Regions from separate parts of the Homo sapiens genome. Here region 2 is linked to region 1. A link is a loop called in an ENCODE intact Hi-C map of the cell type or tissue named here. Cell type or tissue: heart right ventricle. All regions are shown on one strand. Each heading gives the region's core, and the rest is flanking DNA. Links, peaks and the distances in the headings are about the cores only.

The links. Hi-C counts contacts between places; a loop is a spot of excess contacts. Peaks named below come from ENCODE experiments on the same cell type or tissue, not always from the same donor. Only the 100,000 strongest peaks of a DNase experiment are listed, where the experiment ranks them.
Region 2: it touches region 1 in a loop (1.9-fold over the local background); 9 of 110 quality-filtered maps call a loop at or near these places.

What each region holds. Positions count from the first base shown.
Region 1 is chr1:204,857,731-204,868,967 of GRCh38, forward strand. All of the region lies in intron 1 of NFASC (neurofascin), which reads left to right. Among named protein-coding and RNA genes, the nearest start is that of NFASC, 35 kb to the left of the region's middle. In heart right ventricle, for the core only: a CTCF peak has its summit at 5,544; no DNase peak of the experiment used is centred there; H3K27ac peaks cover 668 bases; H3K27me3 peaks cover 395 bases.
Region 2 is chr1:204,930,638-204,941,874 of GRCh38, forward strand. The region is part of intron 2 of NFASC (neurofascin); the gene reads left to right. Among named protein-coding and RNA genes, the nearest start is that of CNTN2, 110 kb to the right of the region's middle. RefSeq lists a silencer at 11,199-11,237. In heart right ventricle, for the core only: no CTCF peak of the experiment used is centred there; no DNase peak of the experiment used is centred there; H3K27me3 peaks cover 583 bases.

The DNA.
Region 1 (11,237 bases), core at 1,422-9,421:
CTGGTGGCTTCAACAACAGAAACTTCTTTCCCCACAATTCTGGAAGCTGGAAGCCTGAGATCAAATTGTTGACAGGGTTGGTTTCTTTTGCAGGGTCCTCTACTTGGCTGCAGATGGCCACTTCTCCCTGTGTCTCCATGTGGTCCTCCCTCTGCAAATGTCTGTGTCCTAGTCTCCTTCTTCTTCTTCTTTTTTTTTTTTTTTTTGAGATGGAGTTTCACTCTTGTCACCCAGGCTGGAGTGCAATGGCGCGATCTCAGCTTACTACGGCCTCCACCTCCGGGGTTCAAGCAATTCTCCTGTCTCAGCCTCCCAAGTAGCTAGGATTACAGGCGCCTGCCGTAACCCCCAGCTAATTTTTGTATTTTTAGTAGAGATGGGGTTTCACCATGCTGGCCAGGCTGGTTTTGAACTCCTAACCTCAGGTGATCCACCTGCCTCAGCCTCCCAAAGTGCTGGGATTATAGGTGTGAGCCACCGAGGCTGGCCTAATCTCCTCTTCTTATAAGGATGCCAGTCATATTGGATTAAGGCCTACCCATGTGAGCTCCTTTTACCTTAATTACCTCTTTAAAGGTCCTGTCTCCAAATACTGCTCAGTCATATTCTGCACCCATACCGGGATAGAACACCAAATGTGCATAATAATAAGGGAGGGGGAAGGGCATCTGGGAGAGGCCTTGTGGTTCCTCTGGGCTCCTGTTTTGGTCTGAGTGACTCATCCAAGCAAATACAGAACAGGTGGAGGGGAAGAGAGTCATGATGGCAACGAAGAGGGCACTGGGGACTTCGGGGAGGTGGGAGAAGCAGTGTCCATGATCAATAATTTATTCCTGGATACTAGGCAGGAGGGCGTTGTCATGGCAACAGGCAGCTCCAGCAGGGACTCCTCTGGAGTCCCCTCTCCTCACTCCCTCCGCTCCCCCTCCTGCCTTCCCTGCTTTCTCTTGCCGCTTCCCTTCCTCATCATTTTCCTTGACTGTCTCAGGAGGCTTTTTGCGGAGTGGAGACTGCCTGCACCTGCTCCGTGTAGGAGCTCTGGGGCTCCCAACAGCCATGGCAGCTCCTTCCCCACCGGGGTCGTAACCCTGACTCTTCTTTCTGGAAAGACCCCAGTGAGGGGCCATCTCACTGATTCCCCACCGCCAGGCATCTTGCTTTAGTGGAAGCACACGGGGCACTCCTTTATCTCACAGCCGGTTTTACCACCCGTCTCTTGCCCTCCGCTATTCAGTTGAATGCACTGACTTTTTTTTTTTTTTTTTGAGACAGAGTCTTGCTCTGTCGCCCAGGCTGGAGTGCAGTGACGCAGTCTCGGCTCACTGCAGCCTCTGCCTCCCGGGTGCCAGCGATTCTCCTACCTCAGTCTCTTGGGTAGCTGGTATTACAGGCGCATGCCAACACGCCTGGCTAATTTTTATAATCTTAGTAGAGACGGGGTTTCGCCATGTTGGCCAGGCTGGTCTTGAACTCCTGACCTCAGGTGATCCACCCACCTCGGCGAATGCACTGACTTCTAACCATGCTCTGCTCACTGTGCCAGGTGCTTCTGTCCTCAGAGAGATCCCCCAAGCCAGGCAGCCGGGCAGGGTCTTCCCCCGCCTTAGCCCCTAGATGGGACCATCCTTGGGACTGCTCATCATTGGCCACAGCAGTTGGTCCTTCATCTCTTCCTCCTGTCCTCAGTGGATGGGAAGATGCCAGGAGCATATGGCCAACCAGAAAGTCTGTGTACCTCACTATACTGTAAGCTCCATGGCAGGGATTCTGTCCTTAGTGCCACATAGTGGGTGCCCAGTAAATTATCTGTGCTATATTGTGGAAAACATGAGACAGGTCTGAAGGATGTCTGAGACAACAACTGGGTCTTGGGTCTCTAAACCAATATTTCCCAGAGGCTGGGTCTTGGGTCCCGCAGCTGCACTGAAGGAATCCATTGAATATTTAAAGTTGTTTTTTATGCACATTAAAATTCACTGCTCCCATAATTTACTGGCTGTAACAACTAGTAAGGGATCTGGGCCTAAAATAACCATTTAAGACTTAATGTTATTAGTCTTGTAATTGCTGCTAAGGGTCTTGTCTTTTCTCTGAGTTTGTAAATCCTCATGCACAAAGATTAGGAAAACATACCCCTAAGCTGGAGGGCGCCAAGGGGACTGGGCAGTTGGAGACCAAACTCAGCTGCCTTCCTGATGTGTTGGTTTCCTAATAAAGCCTTGAGCTGGGGGTGCAGATATAGCCGTGGAGCATCTGTGAGCATCCTTGGGGATCAGGGAAGAAAGGGAGGGGTTACCCGGCAGAAGAGTGTGGCGTGGGCTGCCCTCATGACAAGCAGCTGCCAGTGGAGAAAAGAGCCTTATCTTCAGGGAAGGGACAGCTCCTTCCCAGCCTACAGGCTCACACCCTGATGGCCCAGGAGAGATAGCAGTGATGTTGTAATCAAATGGCCATGATACTGCAGGCAGGGATTAGAGTCACCAAGAAAACTAGCTGTATTGGAAATGTCTTCCTCTGGCTTATCTCAGGAACTGTTCCTGCTTCTCCCTGCAGGGGATCATTTTCCAACATGCCTGTCTCTAGTCCTCATCAAAAAGCATTTATGAAAGGCCTGATAAGTTTTGGTGTGGTGAGAGGTCAGGGCACATGGGCTGACTGTCACTGGAGTGTGGGCCAGTGTCCCCTGTGCCACCCTCACTTGTCTGCCACCTGTGAGGGTCTCAACACTGCTGCCTGTGAGAGCTGCCAACCAGAGCCATCAGCTGCTGCTCTCCCATACCAGAGCTCTCCTAGCAGAATTTAGCACAGAAATTCTGCCCACTTCTTTTTTCTTTGGGGAAAAAGGTAAAATACACTTAACATAAAATTGGTTAAAATTTACCGTTTTAAAGTATGCAATTCAGTGGCATTTAGTACATTTACAATGCTGTGCAACCACCACCACTATCTAATTCCTTAAGACTTTTATTACCCCAAAAGGAAACCCTCTACCAATGAAGTGGTCACTTCCCATTCTTTCTTCCCTTTAGCCCCTGGCAATCATTAATCAGTTTTTTCTCTATAGACTTGCCTATTCTGGACACTTCATGTCAGTGGAATCATATAATATATGGCCTTTTGTGGACTTAGTATCATGTCTTCAAGGTTTATCCACATTGTAGCATGGATCAGTTCTTCATTCCTTTTTGTGGCTGAATAATACTCAATTATCTATATATGGCACATTTTTATTTCTCCATTCATCCATTGATGGACCATTTGGGTTTTTTTTTCTACCTTTGAGCTATTGTGAATAGTGTTGCTATGAACATTTTTGTGTACAAGTTTTAGTTTGAATACTTGCTTTCCTTTTTTTTTTTTTTTTTTTTTTTTTTTGGAGACAAGATCTCATTCTGTCATCCAGGCTGGAGTGCAGTGGTGCAATCATCTGTCACTGCAGCTTTGACCTCCTGGGCACAAGCAATCCTCCCACCTCAACCTCCTGAGTAACTGGGACTACAGGCATGCACCACCACACCCAGCTAATTTTTGTATTTTTTGTAGAGATGAGGTTTCTCCATGTTGCCCAGATTGGCCTGCAACTCCTGAGCTCAACTGATCCACCTGCCTTGGCCTCCCAAAGTGCTGGGATTATAGGTATGAGCCACTCCACCTGACCTGAGCACTTGCTTTCAATTCTTCTGGGTATATACCTAGGAGTGGAATTGCTGGGTCATATGGTAATTCAACATTTGGCTTATTGAGGAACTGCCAGACTCATCTCACTTCTTTTTTTTTGAGACGGAGTCTCGCTCTGTTGCCCAAGCTGGAGTGCAGTGGCGTGATCTCAGCTCACTGCAAGCTCCGCCTTCAGGGTTCACGCCATTCTCCTGCCTCAGCCTCCCGAGTAGCTGGGACTACAGGCTCCTGCCACCACGCCCGGCTAATTTTTTGTATTTTTAGTAGAGACGGGGTTTCACCATGTTAGCCAGGATGGTCTCGATCTCCTGACCTCGTGATCTGCCCACCTCGGCCTCCCAAAGTGCTGGGATTACAGGCGTGAGCCACCGCACCCGGCCTCTTCTCACTTCTTGACACATGCCAGTCTGTGTCTTCTTTTGAGCGAGTGGACAGCCTCCCTGTACCCACTCCAGACTCATGAACTTTGGCAGCCACTTTTGGTTGGTTTCTGGTTCTTAGCCTCTGGTCAAGACGCAGTGACATGGGTGGACACAACATGGGGATCTAGCATTAACAATGGGGTGATTTCTAATTATTTTTAGTGGTGTTACCAGATCTTATTTACTCATACATGTGCTGTCCTCTGAAACTGTACCATGTTGTGGGCTGCATATTTGTTCCTATAATGAAGCCAGTGCTCAAAACCTTGTTTCATCCTGTGTAGGAATAGCCTTCAGAGTTCTTGCCTTGATAATCATTCTTTGCTTTTGACACTAAACAGTATTCCCAACTGCATCACCCACCATCTTTCCCATTCTTGGCTCTATCTTTCAACTTAAGAAAAAAAATTACCATCTACCCTCATAGGATAAAGATTTGTCACCATGGGGTCCCATCAAAAGAATATACTGTAGGCTTGAAAGCAGTTCCAAAAGAAAAGCTTCTGAAATGTTCTAAGCACTGGTGGGTGCATTGTTGGAATATGTATATAGCTTCCCAAGGGGACTTCTTTGAAGGAGACAGCACTAATTTAAATGTATAAATTCTGGTGTGTTCATTTAAAAGATCAGCTGGAAGGCTTTATAGGCATATAATAAAAAGTCGATGTGAATGGTTATTGAATTATGTACACCTCCAGGAAATCAAAGAAAGAGTTTTACTTTAGGAGTTTTAGAGAGATCAAGTTTAAAATATAACCTGGGAGTTTGGTGGGATGGTTAACACAAAATAGTATTACCCAGCTGCTAGAGAGGAGAAGGGTCAGTGGGGAGACCAAAGGCTTGGAACAAGCATCTCATCTTCATAAGGGTTAGGAGGTCACTTAGGTAGTCTGGCTAGGAAGGGGAAGTTGCTATTTTTATTATTCTTTATCTTTGGAGGGCAGTGTGAGGAGGGAGGCTGGTGAGAAGTACAGGTGAACTGGAACCTTGGTGAGTTAAGTTTTTAAATTTTTTAAATAGCACATCTCTTGCTATAGCCTAGACTACTCAAGGCTTCCCTGTAAACTTCAAATATTTTAGCCAGCTTTGGAAGCCTGGCAGAGAAGCTTTGGACCAAGCACTTAGGCCAATGTGCTGGGTGTGTTTGACCTACTGGATGTGGTGCTTTTCCTCCTCGTTCAAAAACTAAAGTCAGCACAGAATGGGGTAGAAGTAAAGTCATCTGGAGAGTAGACTGGAGGGAAGTGATGGGTCAGAGTTTAGTCTGGTTCTTTCGAGATTTCAGAGGTACACTGGAGACTGGTGACACTGTCCCTATTTGACAACCAGGCCTGGGAAGTGGATGACAGGGTCAGCGGAATTTCAGAGCCAAGAATAGATCCCCAGCTCCATGCCATCACCACAGTAACTCACTCCGGAGTTTGAAGAATATCGCCCTCTGGGGAAATAGCGCTTCTGAAAACTGTTTCATGTCTTTGTCTCATTTATCCCAGCAATCATTTATTTGGGGTCAGATATTGATGGATTTGACAGCAAAGCAGTGAAGGATGTTGCAGTGATTTTTAAAAACATTTTTATTGTGATGAAACACAGTTGTCTATATAATAGAAAACTTGCTATTTCAACCATTTTGTAGACATACAACTCAGTTACATTTAGTATATTCACAATGTTGTGTAACCATCACTACTTTTCTGTTTCCAGAACGTTTTCACCCCAGACAGAAACTCTGTAACCAGCCAGGCGCAGTGGCTCAGGTCTGTAATCCTAGCACTTTGGAAGGCCGAGGGGGGTGGATCAACTGAGGTCAGGAGTTCGAGACCAGTCTAGCCAACATGGTGAACCCCGTCTCTACTAAAAATACAAAAATTAGTCAGGCGTGGTGGCGGGTGCCTGTAGTCCCACTACTCGGGAGCCTGAGCCAGAAGAATTGCTTGAACCCAGGGGGCAGAGGTTGCAGTGAGCCAAGATCGCGCCACTTTACTCCAGCCTAGGTGAAAAAGCAAGACTCTGTCTCAAAAAAAAAAAAAAAAGAAAGAAGGAAAAGAAAGAAAAGGAAGGAAGGAAGGATGGAAAGAAGAAAGGGAAAGGAAAGGAGGAAGAAAGAGAGAGAGAAAGAGAGAAAGAAAGAAAGAGAAAGAAAAGAAAGAAAGAAAAAGAAAGAAACTCTATAACCATTAAGCATTAACTTCCTATTATCTACTCCTCCCAGCCTTTGGTAATCTTGAATCTACTCTCTGTCTCTACGAATTTGTCCATTACATTACATATATTTCACATAAATGGAATCATACAGTATTTGTTCTTTTGTGTCTGGTTTATTTCACTTAGCATAATATTTTCAAGGTTGAAATGTATCAGAACTTCATTCTTTTTTATTGCTGAATAATATTCCATGGTATGAATGCACACCGTTTTGTTTATCCACTCATCTGTTGAGGACACTTGCATTGTCTCCATCTTTTGGCTGTTGTGAACAATGCTGCAGTGAATATTGTATATAAGTACCTGTTTGAATTCCTGTTTTCAGTTCTTTTGGGTATACACCCAGGAGTGAAATTGCAGGGTCGTATATTAACTCTTATGTTTAACTTTTTGAGAAACTACCAGACTGTTTTCCAAAGTGGCTGCACTATTTTACATTCCCATCCAGCAGTGTACAAGTGTTCCAATTTCTCCACATCCTCACCAACACTTGTTATTTTTCATTTTATTGATTATAGCCATCCTCTACACATCCTATAGTAGGTGTGAAGTGGTATCTCATTGTTTTGATTTGCATTTCCCTATAATGATTAATGATATTGAACATCTTTTCATGTGCTTCTTGGCCATTTATGTGTCTTCTCTGGAGAAATGTCTGTTCAAAGTTCCTTGCTGTTTTTAAATTGGCTTTTGGTCTTTTGTTGTGGTTATTGTTGTTGGGTTTTAGGAGTTCCTGATATAGCCTGGATATTAAACCCTTATTAAGTGGAATAAGCTGTATCTTCACAGCACAAACCCTCAGCCTACCCTAGAGAACCTTGGGATTTGCATCTGTTTTCTCCCGTTCTGTAGGTTGTCTTTTCACTTTATTGATAACATCCTTCAATACATAAAAGATTTACATTTTGATGAAGCCCAATTTATCTCACCTTGTTGCTGGTGCATTGGTGTTACATCTAAAAGTCCATTAACAAACCCAAGGTTATGAAGTTTTACTTCTAGTTTTCTTCTAAGAGTTTTATGGTTTTAGCACTCATATTTGGGTTGTTGACCCATTTTTGACTCAGTTTTTATATATATTAGTGCCCCTTTATCCATGAGGGATACATTTCAAGATCCCCAGTGGTTGCCTGAAACCATGGGTAGTACTGAACCCCATATATACTATGTTTTTTCTTATGCATACATAGCTATGTTAAAGTTTAATTTATAAATTAGGCACAGTAACAGATTAACAGCAATAACTAATAATAAAATAGAAAACTTATACTGTAATAAAAGTCATGTGAATGTAGTCTCTCTCTCTCAAAATATCTTAATGTACTGTATTCACCTATTTTCAGACCACAGTTGACCTTGGGTAACAGAGACCTCAGAAATCAAAACTTTCAATAAGGCAGGGGGGACTACTGTAGTGTGAGGTTTGTAGTTTGGGGTATAACTTCATTCTTTTGATGTGGAAATACAGTTTTCCTAGCACCATTTGTTGAAGAAACTGTTCTTTCCCCATTGAGTGGACTTGGTACTCTTGTCAAAAATCAGTTGACCATAGAAATATGGGTTTATTTGTGGACTCTCAATTCTATTCCATTGGTATGAAAGTTTTTCCTTATCCCACTACAACACTGATTTGATTACCATAGCTTTGTAGTATGTTTTGAAATCAGGAAATGTGAGTCTCTGACTTTATTCTTCTTCTTCAAGATTGTTTTGCCTAGTTGAGGCCTCTTGCAATTTCATATGAATTTGAGTATAATCATTCTTGAGCATAGTGCTGGCTTCTGTTGGCTGAATACCCAGAGGTAGAACTGTGGGGCCACAGGATAGAAGTATGTTCAGCCTTAGTACACACCGGCAGTTTTACAAAGTGATTGTGCCAATTTACCCTTCTGCCAGCAGTGTATGGGAGTTCCATTTGTACCACACCCTTATCAATATTTGATATGCCAATCCTTTTGTAAAATTTAACCTTTCTGGTAGACTGCCCTAAAATTATGAGTCAAACATTGCTATCTCCTTCAAGGGGCAGCCAAAGTGCAGTCATCCACAACTTTGCTCAAGTGGACTTTCTCCTAGCACTGGGTCTTGGAGATTGCTTCTTGCTTCCTTCCCCATCAGCAGCAATCAGGGTCTAGCTCAGGTCCGGAGGCTGGAGCTCTGGCTGGTGGAAGAGGCAGAATAAGCTGTATCCTCACACTGCCAAACCTCAGCCCACCTGAGAGAATCTTGGGATTTGGAGTGTGTGCGTAGTGGGGGCAGAGAGGATGATCAAGGGATGCTAAAGGAAAAATGGTAACTGGATGCCGTCTTGGCTGCAGGAGTTGGATATGATTCCAGTGTGGATGGGGCTTTTGGAGCTATGCCGAGCCCTTGAGAGGTCAGTTCTTAGGTAACCATGCTTCCAAGAATTAAGAAGCTGGCAGACCTGTCTCATTTGACCTTGAAAAGGCTCTTTCAGCTACCGATCCTGAGTCCAGAAAGGGTAAAAGGCTTTTCCCAGCCCTACAGCACCCTGGGGCTGGAAACTCTCAGGCCTGTGCCTTATACTTGCTCAGCTCTAAAGGCCCTGAGGCAGTGAGCACTCTTTCCACTCACAGCTTGCTGCATAGGTGAACTCAAGTTTAGTAAACATTCACTGCAAGCCTGTGTGTGCAATACATCAAACTAGGCACCTTGGAAGCTGCAAAGGACATAATATGAACTCCCTGACTATAAGTTTTTCATCATCTGGTAGAGGAGGAAATATCTGCACATATCATTACAATGAATCTTTGCTTAGTGATGGAGATACATAATGTCCTTTGGAAGCCAGGGCAGGAGAGTTCATGTCCCACCTTGAGAGATTTGGTGTACCATATCCATGGTTAGTGCGTGGACATGAAGGGTTGGATTGGCTTCCTGGAGGAGGTGGCATTGGTACTGGGCCTTAGAGGATGAATAGGATTTGTTGGGCAAATTTTACTCCAGAGATGGAGTAAAGGAATTGTAGGCAAAGAAACAAAAAAAGCAGCAGTGTAGATGTTACTATCCTGGACATTTGGAGAAAAACAGGTGCAGTCGGATTACTGAATGCTGACAAGGGGGGACCCCTAGATGTCAGCCTGGAGGAGCTAGATTTGATTTTGCAGAAACAGGGAGTCCCTGTTGGATTTGCACATGGAAGATTTATTTAGTGTTGCTCCTAATTGGAGAGCATTCTGGTAACAACAGGGAGACCATGGGACTGCTCCACCCACACAGAAACAGAAATACAATACCCATATCCAGATAGGCATATGTGCCCACAAACACACATACAGGAACTAGGACAAACAAACACACTGAGACCTAGAGACCCACATATCAAAACACATAGTCATACTATCAGAACTCACCACACACACACACACACACACACACACACACTACACAATCCGTAAACCCAAGAAAACACATATTCAATACCACACACATGTCCTGAATACCTATAGACACATGAAGGCTGACAGATGCCCACATGTACTGAGTCACACTAAGGCACACACATATAAGTCAGATAGATCCCCTGTGCCTGATATACACAAACGCCCACCAAGCCTGGCAGGTATACATGCACATTTAGACTTATACATACACCAACACGCTTACACACACACACACGGCCAGAACATGCTCACACTCACTGAAGCCCCTCCCCAGAGACACACATGCTATCTGCGCACTCATGGTCACACGCTCATGCATAGGCACAGCCACAGGCAGACCCACATAGCAGCCACTCCAAGCAGAGACAGAGACAGGCCCTGGCGGGTACCGACTCAGCCCATGGCTGCCTGGTGGCACCTCACACCCTCCTCCAAGGCTCTCTTCTAAATGACTTGTCTCTTGGCTTCCAGCCCTGGGTCATCCTGGGGTCTCAGCCCTGGACAGGCCCTCGAGGCAGTCACATCCTACCTCCTACTCAGTGCTGAGATTTCTAAGCTCCTCTGACAGGGTTACCCAGCTTCTGCTTAAATATTTCAGACAAAATACTTTGTGGTGACAAGTTTCCCGTTGTAATAGCGTTCACTTTCCACGCTGGGAAATGGGGATTATGCACCCAGGGATGAGACTGGACCCTTCACTGCAGTAGTTACAGTCAGTGAGCAAATCCAGCTGGACGGCCTCTGGCCTGCTCAGTCCACCCTGTCCCCAAGTCCCTGTGGGCTGCACTTGGCCACAGGATCAACAGTTCCCCTAAGTCATTGTATTGCTGATCTCTTCTGGTGTGGGAGAGCAGGTGGGCTGGATGTGGCACACCAGACCTCTTTGGAGGGAGCTGTGGCTGGCAGGGGAGTAAGCCTTGGGGAATCGGAGGAGCACGACCTGGCTGCCCTGCCTAGGATGCCTAGGACATGCTGGCGCTCTCCCCCAGGCAGGCCAGCTGTTACTAGAGCCACTCTGCATTGGCACGGGCTGTCCTCTGTGAATGTGACCCACATTCAGGCCTGCCCAGCAGCTGTCTTCCCCTACCACATTCCTCTTTCTGGCTGCCAACCCCTCCTGGCTTCCTGTTCCCTATCGGCATTAGGCTCCCTGGGTTGAGAAAGGGGCTGCTGTCCACAGGTGGCTTTGGGAGATGGGCTGGGCAGGTGTGGCTGCCTCTATGAGGAGAAAAGCCGCAGGAACTGCAAAGCGATGGCTTCCAACACTGAGCTGAGCTCAGAGCAGGCAGAGAACAGGAGGCAGGAGCATGGGGGCAGCTACCCTCTGGGTCTGCCCACCCCTCCAACCCCCAGGCCACCCAGCAGGGGGTCATCTGGATGTCACCTGATTTTCTCAGCATTTTATCCCCTTTTGTTCCGCTTCAATGTGGGATCAATCTGATCTCTCCATTAACCCCTCTGTACCTTGCTGATATGGAAAAGGGCTGCCTCTTCCGGGGCAGAACTTTGCCCCTGACCTGGGCTGCTC
Region 2 (11,237 bases), core at 1,122-9,121, 73 kb after region 1:
ACAGAGCATGGGGCATGCTAGGAAGCACAAGAGAAACTGCCACCCACTTTCAATGGGAAGGCAGCAACCCTGTTGTGGAGGGGTGGCCCACTTAGGGCCTTGGCAAAAAGGGAATTTGCACTGTGGAGAAGGAAGAGAATAGCATTTCTGGCGTCAGCAAAGTGGGAGCAGAGATGGCAGGAGGTGCAGAAAGCACGTGGCCTATACAGGCCTGGAGGCTGGTGTGGGGATATAGGAGGGCAGATGCTGGGAGAGGAGAAGCCACACAGGGGTCAGGAGCTGGGTCATACCAGGGCTTGAGGGCTGCTCTGAGAAGGCAGATTTTATCCCTCAGATTCCTGGATGACTTTTTCTGGACAAATCCTGGAGTTGTCCTGGATGACAAATGTAATAGAGGCTAGGCCCAGGCAGGACACACACTGGCTCCTTATTCTTTAAGAAGAAGAAAAAAAAAAGAATATGAATGAGAATGTAGTTATTATAATGTTAATAACCTGAGCTGCTCTGCAAACATTATTACTTTGTATTAGGAACAAATTTCTTGACAAATACATATGATCATTAGTTCCAACTAAAAGGAGCTGCTGCCTGTCCACATGGAACCCTCCATCCCAATGAGGGATAAATCTGAGCTCTTTTCAGATCTCCCGTGTACCCACATGCATACTCCTTAATTTTGTATACTTCTATTTCCTCCTATTTCAGCTCCTCTCTCTCAGTCCTGAACAAGTTGTTTCCAGGCAGCTGTAGTGATAAGCCCTGCTACATTTTTTTATCCCAATGCAGAATGGCTGAGTTTTGCATTGGCTCTGTTGGGCTTTTATTATCTCTTTGTTCCCCAACAATTTCCTGTGGCAGTGATGTGTGAATGTATTTCTCCCTTGGTTCTTGTAGTACTATTCTAGTCACTTGACTAGTTTATTCTAAGAACTAATTGCTGGCATGTGGCCTTGGTAGCAGTAATCTGTTGGTGTATCCCTAGGCACTAACTCATGTGCACAACCTTGGAATACCTGACGAACTGTTTCATTCATGGCTCTTAGACATTTCAAACTGAATATATTCTGTTCCATGCTTGTGATCTCCCTGCATCCCAGTGACTACCAGACTCACTCTCCCTTCTGTGTTCTTGGTGTCAATTATTAGAGTCATCCTAGTCCAGTTTCCCAAGCTAGAAACCTTGATGCCATCCTTCTTCTTGCTTCTACTACCGGTCAGTCATCAGATCCTATTCTAACACAAAAACAGTCCTCAACAGGCTTTGGAGAACATTAAACCATCCTTCTATCATGATCTCCCCTTTTCTCTCTCACTCTGACCAGGGCCACCTGTGGAATCTGGAAGAAGGCAAGTGAAGTGAAGCGGGAGAGGAGACATGGGCTGAGCAACCTCACTCTGGGCTTCACTCCCAGAATAAGGGGATACTATAAGGCAGAGTGTGGCCTGCAGCTAAGCCCCAGACCAGCCCCTGAGAGGCAGAATATAGGTCTCCGTTGGGTCAGGTTTACCCTATATTCAGAGAAAACATAAAGGTCTTGCTTTTAGTGACGTCACTTGAGTTTGTCAGGAAGGAATGCACTAAGAAAAAGTAAAAACAGCTTTATGTTCCTGTGCAGTATTTTATTTAGTTCTTATAACAACCATCTGAAAAAGTCAGTAATGCAGTAATATTTATTTCCATTTTTGAGATTTTTTAAAGGCTTGGAAAACAAGTAATTTGTAAAAGATAAGAGGCAGGATTGAAACCTTTACCTGGATCTTCCATTCCATAAATATTCCTTGCCAGGGACTATGCTGGCCACTCGGCACACAGGAATGAACAGGACACGGTGTCAGCCTCAAGAATTTCACTAAGATTGACAGCGTTTGCAAAAGGCATTTAAAAAAAAAAAAGAATTTCACAAAGTGGGGAGAAAGATTAAGTCAGAAGTTAGCAAACTACAGCCTCTGGGCCAGGTCCAGACCAATATCTGCCTGTTTTTGTCAATACAGTCTTATTGGAACTGAGACACGCCTGTTCACTCACTGTCTGTGGCTGCTTTCACACTGCGAAGGTAAAGTTCAGTAGTCGTGACAGAAAGTGCGTGCCTCACAAAGCCTAAGATAGTCACTATCTGGACGTTTACAGATGTTTCCCACCCTTAGTTTAAACATAGTTTTACCGCAGTGTGCCACATGCCCCAGAGAGGTAGATTTGTGGTTGAGTGGCACAGCAGGAGTGCAGGATTCTTCACTCGGCAGATGTCTGAGCAGAGTCTTGAAGACTGAGTAGGAATTGATCACATGGAAGGAGGAAAGATCCTTCCAGGCACAGGGGATCACATGTGTAAGGTATGGAGGCACAGATGGTGTGCTACAGCATGCAGTTAAAAAGCATTTGGGGTTGGTGGTGGGAGGGTAGCGGGGGCAGTTGGAGAGACCTGCAGGAGCCTGATCTCCAAAAACCTTGAGTGCTGCACTCAGAAGTATGGGTCTGATCTTATAGATTAATGGGATGATATGAAAGGGTTTTCAGAGGAGCACTGACATGATCAGATCAGGTGTTTAGAAAAGTCACTGGAATAGCAGCATGGAGAATGGATTGGATGGAGGAGACCAACTAGGAGGTTATTGCCGTAGTGTATGAGACATGTATGTGAAAGGTGAGATGGGGAGAATGCGGGGGAGATGGAGAATAAGCAACACTGGGAAGTAGACAGTCTGAGGGCCTTGATGCCTGGGTATGGGCTATGAAAAGGGGTGGGTTGTAAGGGCAATTCCCAGGTGTCTGGCTTGAATGACTTGGGTGGGTACCACCAACAAAGATGGGGACTGGAGATGGGGCACATGACCCCAATGGAGACACTGAATTTTAGGCAGAAGAAGAGAATCCGGCCATGGGATCAGTGTCACCATGGAGGCTATAAATGCCAGACCCAAGATGGGGCCTCAAAGTGATGTCTCAGAAGCCAAGGAAGAAAGAATATTAGGATAAATGGAGTGGTTAACAATTTTTAATACCTCCAGGAGGTTTGGCAAAATAAAGACTGAGAACACTAGATTCAGCCAGTGGGAGGTCAGGAGAGGAGAGTTAGAGGAGCATGAGGAGTGAATGGGAAAGGAAGAAGCCAAAAAAAAAAAGCTTTCAGAAGAGAAGAGATGGAGAAAAAAATTCTAGTATGCATATATAGGGAGGCTGTGGGATACAGAGAAGGATCTTTTTGTTATAAGATAGGAGAGGCTGGGCATGGTGACTCACGCCTGTAATCCCAGCACTTGGGGAGGCCAACGTGGGTGGATCATCTATGGTCAGGAGTTCGAGGCCAGCCTGGCCAACATGGTGAAACCTTGTCTCTACTAAAAATACAAAAATTAGCTGGGCGTGGTGGCAGGTGCCTGTAATCCCAGCTACTCGGGAGGCTGAGGTAGGAAAATCACTTGAACCCAAGAGGCGGAGGTTGCAATGAGCTGAGATCACGCTATTGCACTCCACCCCGGGCGACAGAGTGAGACTCCATTTCAAAAAAAAAAAAAAAAACAGATGAGAGAAACTTGAAGATGTTTCTCTGCTGAGGCAGAGAGCCAGTTGAGAAGAGTTTGGAAGTTCTGGGGAGAGCAGCATTTCATGGTCAAGGGCAGATCCATGCAGAAGCTGGGGCTGGTCCAGGTAGAGGTGGGCAGGAGGAAGGACACTTTTTATATACAGAAAGTGGCAGCATAGGTAGGCATCAACCAGCATTCTAAGGGCACTTCTGATTCTGACAGCACTGCCAGTTGCAAGTGATAGAAAATTCAACTCTAATTGGCTTGCAAATTAAAGAGAATTGTTAATGTAAATGTATATGTAATTAAAAACCCACAATAAGACTTGTTTCAGAAAATGTTCAATCAGTAACTCAAACAAGGACATGAAGGATTGAGTCTTCCTATGTCTTCTCTCTGCCTTCCGGGTTATCCTCAGATTTCACATGGAGACACCCTTTCCCACCCCCAACAGCTCCAGCCTCTCCTCTTACTGAAGATGACCACAGGGTCTTTTTCAGAAGAGAGGGGAAACTCCTCTTTCCCAGAGGTCTCAACAGAAGTCTTCATGAATCACATTGCCGCCTGCTGGAATAGATGCCCATTCCTAAACCAGTCGTGGTGGTGACAGGCTAGGAGATGGTAATTGGCTTAAACTAATCAGGGCCCAGCCCTGGAATTGGTGTAGGATTGCTCTGAGAAAGGGGTAGAGATGAATTCTCCGAAGAAAAATATGGGCACTGTGGACGGGAGGAGGATAGTATGGGTGCTGGCTATGCAGCCAGTAAATATGCACTAGAGTTCTCTGTGTGCTGGACGTTGTGCAGGTTGAACAAGACACTGTCTTAGCCTCAAGGAATTCATGGTGCAGTTGGGGAAACAGACAATTAATTGACACTGAAATCTAGCACTCATTATAGTGAATATATTCCAAAATGCTCTAAGAGCACTTAGGACGAGGACCTAATCCAGCCTTGGTGGGAAGGGATGGTGCCAGGAAAGTAAGGGAGACTTCCCAGAGGAGGTAGCACCTGACCTGAGCCTGGAAGATGGCAAAGAATTAGGAGAAAGAAGGAGAGCAGTAAAGGCAGACTAGGAAAGAAGAGTGATTGCCGTAAAGACAGTGTGGAAGTAAACAAAGATCACCCACATGAGAACAAGCGGAAGCTATTTATTCAGAGCTTGCTACAGCAAGGGAGTCAGCCACCATCACCTGCATTTGACAGAGACTCAGAGGCAGGCAGGGGAGTGGGAAAGCTTTGTCATGAGTGAAAGGAAGGCTCCAGATGTGTCTGGGAAACTGGAGATGGGCAAACTAGAAGTGGGCATCTTATGTGATTGGTTTGGGAACGTATTCAGCTTTCCTGGTCAGTTCTGAGTAGAAAGTGGCAGCAAGAAATAGGGGAGCTGACAGCACTGAGCAAGCCTGACTGTCCTGGGCTGGGTGCTGCAGAGCTTGTGTGTCAGGACTGTACTGTCATCTAGGGGCTGGCCAGCGTCTGATCTGTTCAGTCTGCATGGGGTATAAGTAGGAGTGATCCGAAATGGGATAGAGGAAGATGAGACTGGGCACCCCGGTCCTCAACACAAATGCAAAGGCTAGCGTGGGAAGGCTGGGGGATTTTCCAAGGCCAGCACTGCAGCCTTAGCCTGGCGTGTTCCTCCTCACACCCATGTCTTGCCGTTGCCCCCGTGCATCATGGCCACTGGGCACAGGGTTTTTGAATATGGAACATTAGGCTGCTGCACAGGGTTTCCAGTTCTTTCCTCCCACACTATCTTTATGTCAGTCACTCTCCTTTCCCAATCTGCCTTTACTGTGGTTCTTCCTTCACTCAACAGTCTTTTCTTCAAATAAAACCTTATATGAAACCCCAGTATAAAAACAGTCACTGTTGGCAGCTCTGGGGAGAGTGGGAGGGGGGTCCTGAGTCCCACCTGTTCTCCTCCTGCCCAATCCTCCTTGAAGAAGGCCCCTGAGTCATTTTCGGAAAACCCACCAGCTCCTCTGGACCCAATGTGAAAACCTAGCATTAACAGATTCCCTCTCTCTCTCTTTCTTTTTCTTTTTTTTTTTTTTTGAGATGGAGTCTTGCTCTGTAACCCATGCTGGAGTGCAGTGGCACAATCTTGGCTCACTGCAACCTCCACCTCCCAGGTTCAAGTGATTCTCCTGCCTCAGCCTCCCGAGTAGCTGGGATTACAGGCGTGCACCCCCACGCCTGGCTAATTTTTTATATTTTTGTAGAGATGGGATTTCACCATGTTGGCAAGGCTGGCCTCAAACTCCTGGCCTCAAGTGATCTGTCCACCTCGGCCTCCCAAAGTGCTGGGATTACAGGCGTGAGCCACCATGTCCAGCACTAACAGATTCTTAAGAAATCTTTAGCTCTGTCCTCACCCCTCTGGGTATTTTATGTTTTACCCCAGAGATGGCCATGAGGCTGGCTGCACAGGGTGGGGGTCTTGTTGAAAGAGTGTGGGGTGTCTGGTGTGCAGGCTGAGGGCTGGCCTCACTCAGAGGCTGTGGAGCCTCCTACCTGGCCTCCCCACTTCCACCCTGGCCCATTGACATTCTGCCCTCCATGTGGCAGCCAGAGTGGTCTTTACAAGCAAATCTCACCATGTCACTCTGGCTTCAAACCCTGCAGCCGCTTCCTATCATGCTTAGAATGTGCTTCAGGCTCCTTCTTTTGGCCTTCAGAGCTCTCCGTGAGCATGCCCTGGACTCTCTCTCTGACTGTGACTTGTTCCATTCTTGTCCTTGCGCCCTCCAAGCTCCAGCCATGCTGGCTTCTCTCAGTTTCTTGCATGGGGCAATGTGATTCCTGCCACAGGGCCTTTGCACAAGCAGCTCTTCTTGCCTGGGATGCTTTTCTGACCTGTCTTTGCAAGGTTAGTGCCTTCTTACCATTCAGGTCTTGGTCAGATGGCAACTTCTCACAGAGAGGCCTTCCTTGACCACTCGCTTCACTTTATTACATCACATCAATCACTACTGTGGTTTCTTTCTTTAAAAAAAAAAACACTTCTAGAGCAGTTTTAGGTTCAAGGTACAGAGAGTTCCCATGCACCCCATCTTCACACGTACACAGCCCCCTCCATTATCAACATTTCTTACCATACTAACGTGTTCGTTACAGTCGATGAACCTACATGGACACATCATTATGACCCACAGTCCACAGTTGATGTTAGGGTTCACTCTTGGAGTTCTATGGGTTTGGACAAATGTATTATATAATGACAAGTATCTACTATTAGGGCATCATACAGAGAAGTTTCACTGCCCTAAACACCCTCCTCTGTGCTCTGTCTATTCATCCCTCAACCTGCACCCCCAGCAACCACAGATCTTTCTAGTGTCTCTATAGTTTTGCCTTTTCCAGAATGTCATGCGGTTGTAACCACACAGTGTGCAGCCTTTTCAGACTGGCTTCCTTCACTTGGTAGTGTGCCTTTCCTTCATGTCTTTCCATGGCTTGGTAGCTCACTTCTTTTGGGCACTGAGTAATATTCCATTGGATGTACCTCCGTTTCTCCATCCGCTGATGGGAGAACGTCCTGGTTGCTTCTGTCTGGGTTTTGGCAAAATTATCAACAAAGCTGTTAAACATCCACGTGCAGGTCGGTTGTGTTTTCTCCGTTGCACTTATTGCTACTGGATTTTTGGTTCAACATATATTTACTGTCCTCCCTGCTGGGATGGAAGCTCCATGAGAGTAGAGGGACTTTGTCTCTTGTCCATGCATGTGTTCTCTAGAATAATCCCTGCCATCCAGTCGGCTATGTGAATGAATCCCTGCCCACTGCATGCAGCCCAAAAGTCTGAGATGGCTTTCCCTCCAGGAGACGAAGAGCTGCCAGCTGAGCCATGTCTCGACGCTGCCAGTCTTCTCTCCTTGTCACTTCAGATGTGTTGTGACCACCAGGACAGCCTGCCCAGAACGTGGCTGTGGGAATGTGAGGAGCTCCCGATGGCGACAGCTCGTGGGAGCCACGGGATCTCATCCATCTGCCAGGGACAGCTTGTGGAATCAACACCACGGGCCCCCAATGTGGGGAAAGAAACCAGGGCCCAGAAGAAAAGGAAAAACAGAAAAGCAGGCTGTGACCATGGATGCGTCATTATTACAGCCACTTACTACTCATATTGGTCATGTCGTGGAGGTGGACAGAATGCTTCCCTCATCCCTTTGAGCTCAAACCCACTCAGGGGCAGCAGCTGACATTTTTTAAGCATTTACGCTGTGCCCCATGCTTTACCAAGTGTTTTACATAGGAATTGTGTGATAAATCCTCACAGCAGCCTTCTAGAATTGGTGCTATTGTTATCCCCATTTTTCAGATGATAAATACAAAGCTTCCAAGCTTCAGTGCTTGCCCAAGCCCCCCACCCTGCCGCCGGCTCCCATACTTTTAAGTGGGAAGTGGCCTCAAACCAGGCAGTCTAACCATGCAGCCAATGCTCTCGAACTAGACAAGACACCACCATGTCCAGAGGTCTTCTACCAGGCAGATCATTAGCAAACTCACATGTGACATCTTGGACATTTTGAATCTGAATCACTCACAAGCCTTGCAGATTTAAAGGCCTTGTGTTCAGGCAGGTTGCCCATGTGTGTGGACCATCCCTGTGTGAGATAACAGGTTCTAAGAGCATTAAAAACAATCTACAACCTGATTTGGCCCCTGCCTAGAAGATTGAGGGCCCGGGAATCTGTATGTTTGAAGAGTGTCCAGGTGACTCTGAAAAGCATCCAGCCTTCCTCCTGTGTGGGAATGTTGTCAGTAACACACCTAACCAATGCCATTTGGAGTTTTTATGAAACAGTACTTAACATGGCAGAACATGTCACCTTCAGGTAGTTCTATTCTCTTTTCTTCCTGTATGGATGGATGTGTGTGTGTGTGTGTGTGTGTGTGTGTGTGTGTGTGTGTGTGTGTGTAGGGGGATTGGGAGACCTCAGATATACATGAGCTGAATTAATCATGTTCTCCAGTACTTAGTATACCATGCATCCACATAGGATTTATTTCTTTGTTGTATTTATTTTTGTTCTTTTCTGCACTCTCCCCCTGCCCCCTGCAATGAGCCCTCCTCTCATGTATTTTATATCCTTACAGCCTGCCTCTTATGTTATTATATATAAAAGGATCCTTCAAACATATCATATGTAGAGTATGTTTTTTCACTAATGGTATTGTGGCACGGCTGCATTTATCAGACAATTCTTCCTGTGACTCAAGGAAGCACCTGCCTTTCTGAAACATCCTCCTATTTGGTCCTAGCTTTGCCCCTGTGGAACTAAACAGAAAAATTCTACACTCTCTCCCAGCATGTGAATACAATCACTGTGGCCCCTCTTCTTCAGGCTCAACCTACCCCCTCTCCTCTACTTTCCCTCCTAGGATGTGGGAGTTTCCTGGTCCTCCCTGGGATGATCCCACTAGAACCAACCACCCCCACATCTGGATGTTGCACTTCTCTGCACCTAAGCAGTCACCTCTGGTGTGGTTGGAAGTGCTGGGAGAGGAACCCGAGAGGTGGCATGACTGGGCCCTAGGGCAAGACTGTGCAATGACTAAGGTTGAATGGGAAGTGTGGACTTGATTGCTGTAGGCTAGCAAGCCTGTCCCTTTCACCTTTCTTCCTGGTCATCAGGACAGGGGAACTGTAAGCCTTGCTGATGTAGGGGTACCTTCAGGCAGGGCATCTCTGCTGTCACTCTATGTTGGGTTCTTTGAGCTCAGTACTAGAACTCTCATACTCAGAAAGATGGTGGATTCATTCCTTCCTTTGACTTGGATGGAAATTTCCTCAGAATGGATGGCAGGGGTTGCAAACCATGTGCCTGCCTTCCATGCTGAGTGAGCCCAGCCTGGGGAGCTGAGGGCCCTATATGCTCACATCAAATAATCTGTCCTCTTCATCCTCTGTCCCATCTTTATGAGCACATAATGGAGGCCAATATTATACTTTTCTTTTTTGTTGAGGTGAAACATAAACCGTTTTAAAGTGCACAGCTCAAAGCCGGGCGCGATGGCTCACACCTATAATCCCAACACTTTGGGAGGCCGAGCTGGGTGGATCACCTGAGGTCAGGAGTTTGAGACCAGCCTGGGCAACATGGTCAAACTCTGTCTCTACTAAAAATACAAAATTTAGCTGGGTGTGGTGGCACATGCCTGTAATCCCAGCTACTTGGAAGGCTAAGGCACGAGAATCACTTGAACCCAGGAGGTGGAGGCTGCAGTGAGCCGAGATCATGCCACTGCACTCCCGCCTGGGCAACAGAGTGAGATTCTGTCTCAAAAATAAATTAATTAAATTAAGTGCACAATTCAGTAGCATTTGGTCCATTCACAATGTGTGCACCCACAACTCTATCCAGTTCAAAACATTTGCATCTCAAAAGGAAACCTCATACCCATTAACCAGTTTCCCTCCTTCTCCCTTCCCCTCTGCCTCTGGTCACCAAAGACAATCTGTGTTTTGTCTCAGTGTATGTATCTATTCTACAGATAAGACCTAGACATGTCATATCTATGGGATCATTCCCTGTGACCTTTTGTGCATGGTTCTTTCACCGAGCGTGTTTTCAGGATTCATCCATGTTGGAGCATGTCAGTATTGAATTCCTTCCTATGGCTGAGTCATATTCCAGGGTATATACATACTGGAATTTGTTTATCCATTCATTCCTTAGAGGACATGTGGGCTGTGTCCACCCTTTGGCTGTTGTGCATGATGCTGCTGTGAACATTTTGTGTACATGTACTTGTTTGATGCCTGTTTTTAATCCTTTTGCACATATACCTTAGAATTGCAGAGTCATATGGTAATTTTATGTCTAACTTTTTGAGGAACTGCCAAACTATACATTTCTTTTTTAAATAGCAACCTTACTCTGGTACTTTTCCTGTATATACAAAGAGAAAAATGGGTGGAAAATCCCTGGACTAGGAGTCAAGAAACCTGGGTTCTTTTTCTACCTTTGCCACTAACCAGCTAGGTAAACTCAAACCAGTCACTTCCCTTCTCTCGGCTTTTGTTTCTTCATCTGAAAAGAAAGGGGATTGGATGAATCTAGTGTTCTTTAAATTCTTTTCCTCTTGTAAGGTTTTGTTGGAAAAACTGGGTTCCAGAGAGGAAAGAGGGAGAGAATTGCTACACAGCTAAATGTGATTATCTTGAGATTCTTTTTCCACTCTATTGCTAAATAGTGAATTTAAAATATCCCATACAATTGGGCTTTTTTTTCTTGCCAATGTGTATCTGATTTAATGAATAGCTTCTGGCTTCCTAATTCTATCAAGAGTCCCAAAATAAAATATCCGTCTCTTTCCCTTCACTTCCTACTGCTTGGCAGCTCCTAAACCAAACATGGTGGTCGTGGAGCCCGGATGGGAGCCATCCCTGCTGCCCCTGCTGTGCCTTCCTCTATCGCAGGTTCCCTCAGCACTAAGGGTTCAGTTGCCTGATCTGAGTCTGGTCTTTGGAGATGTATAAGCCAAGGAGAGGCATTAGTGGATTCTTTCTGCGACAGTATAAGGACCATCTTAGAGAGTTGGGAAGGTGAACCAAAGACCTCCTGTGATGCCTTCTAGCCAGAGGGTCCCTCCTTGGGAGATTTTCTACTCTCTTAACCCTCTTTCAGCTTGTTGGTTTCCTCTCCAGAGAGCACCGTCTGTGTAGGGGCGGATTTTTTTTGTTCCACTAATGAGTAGCCTTC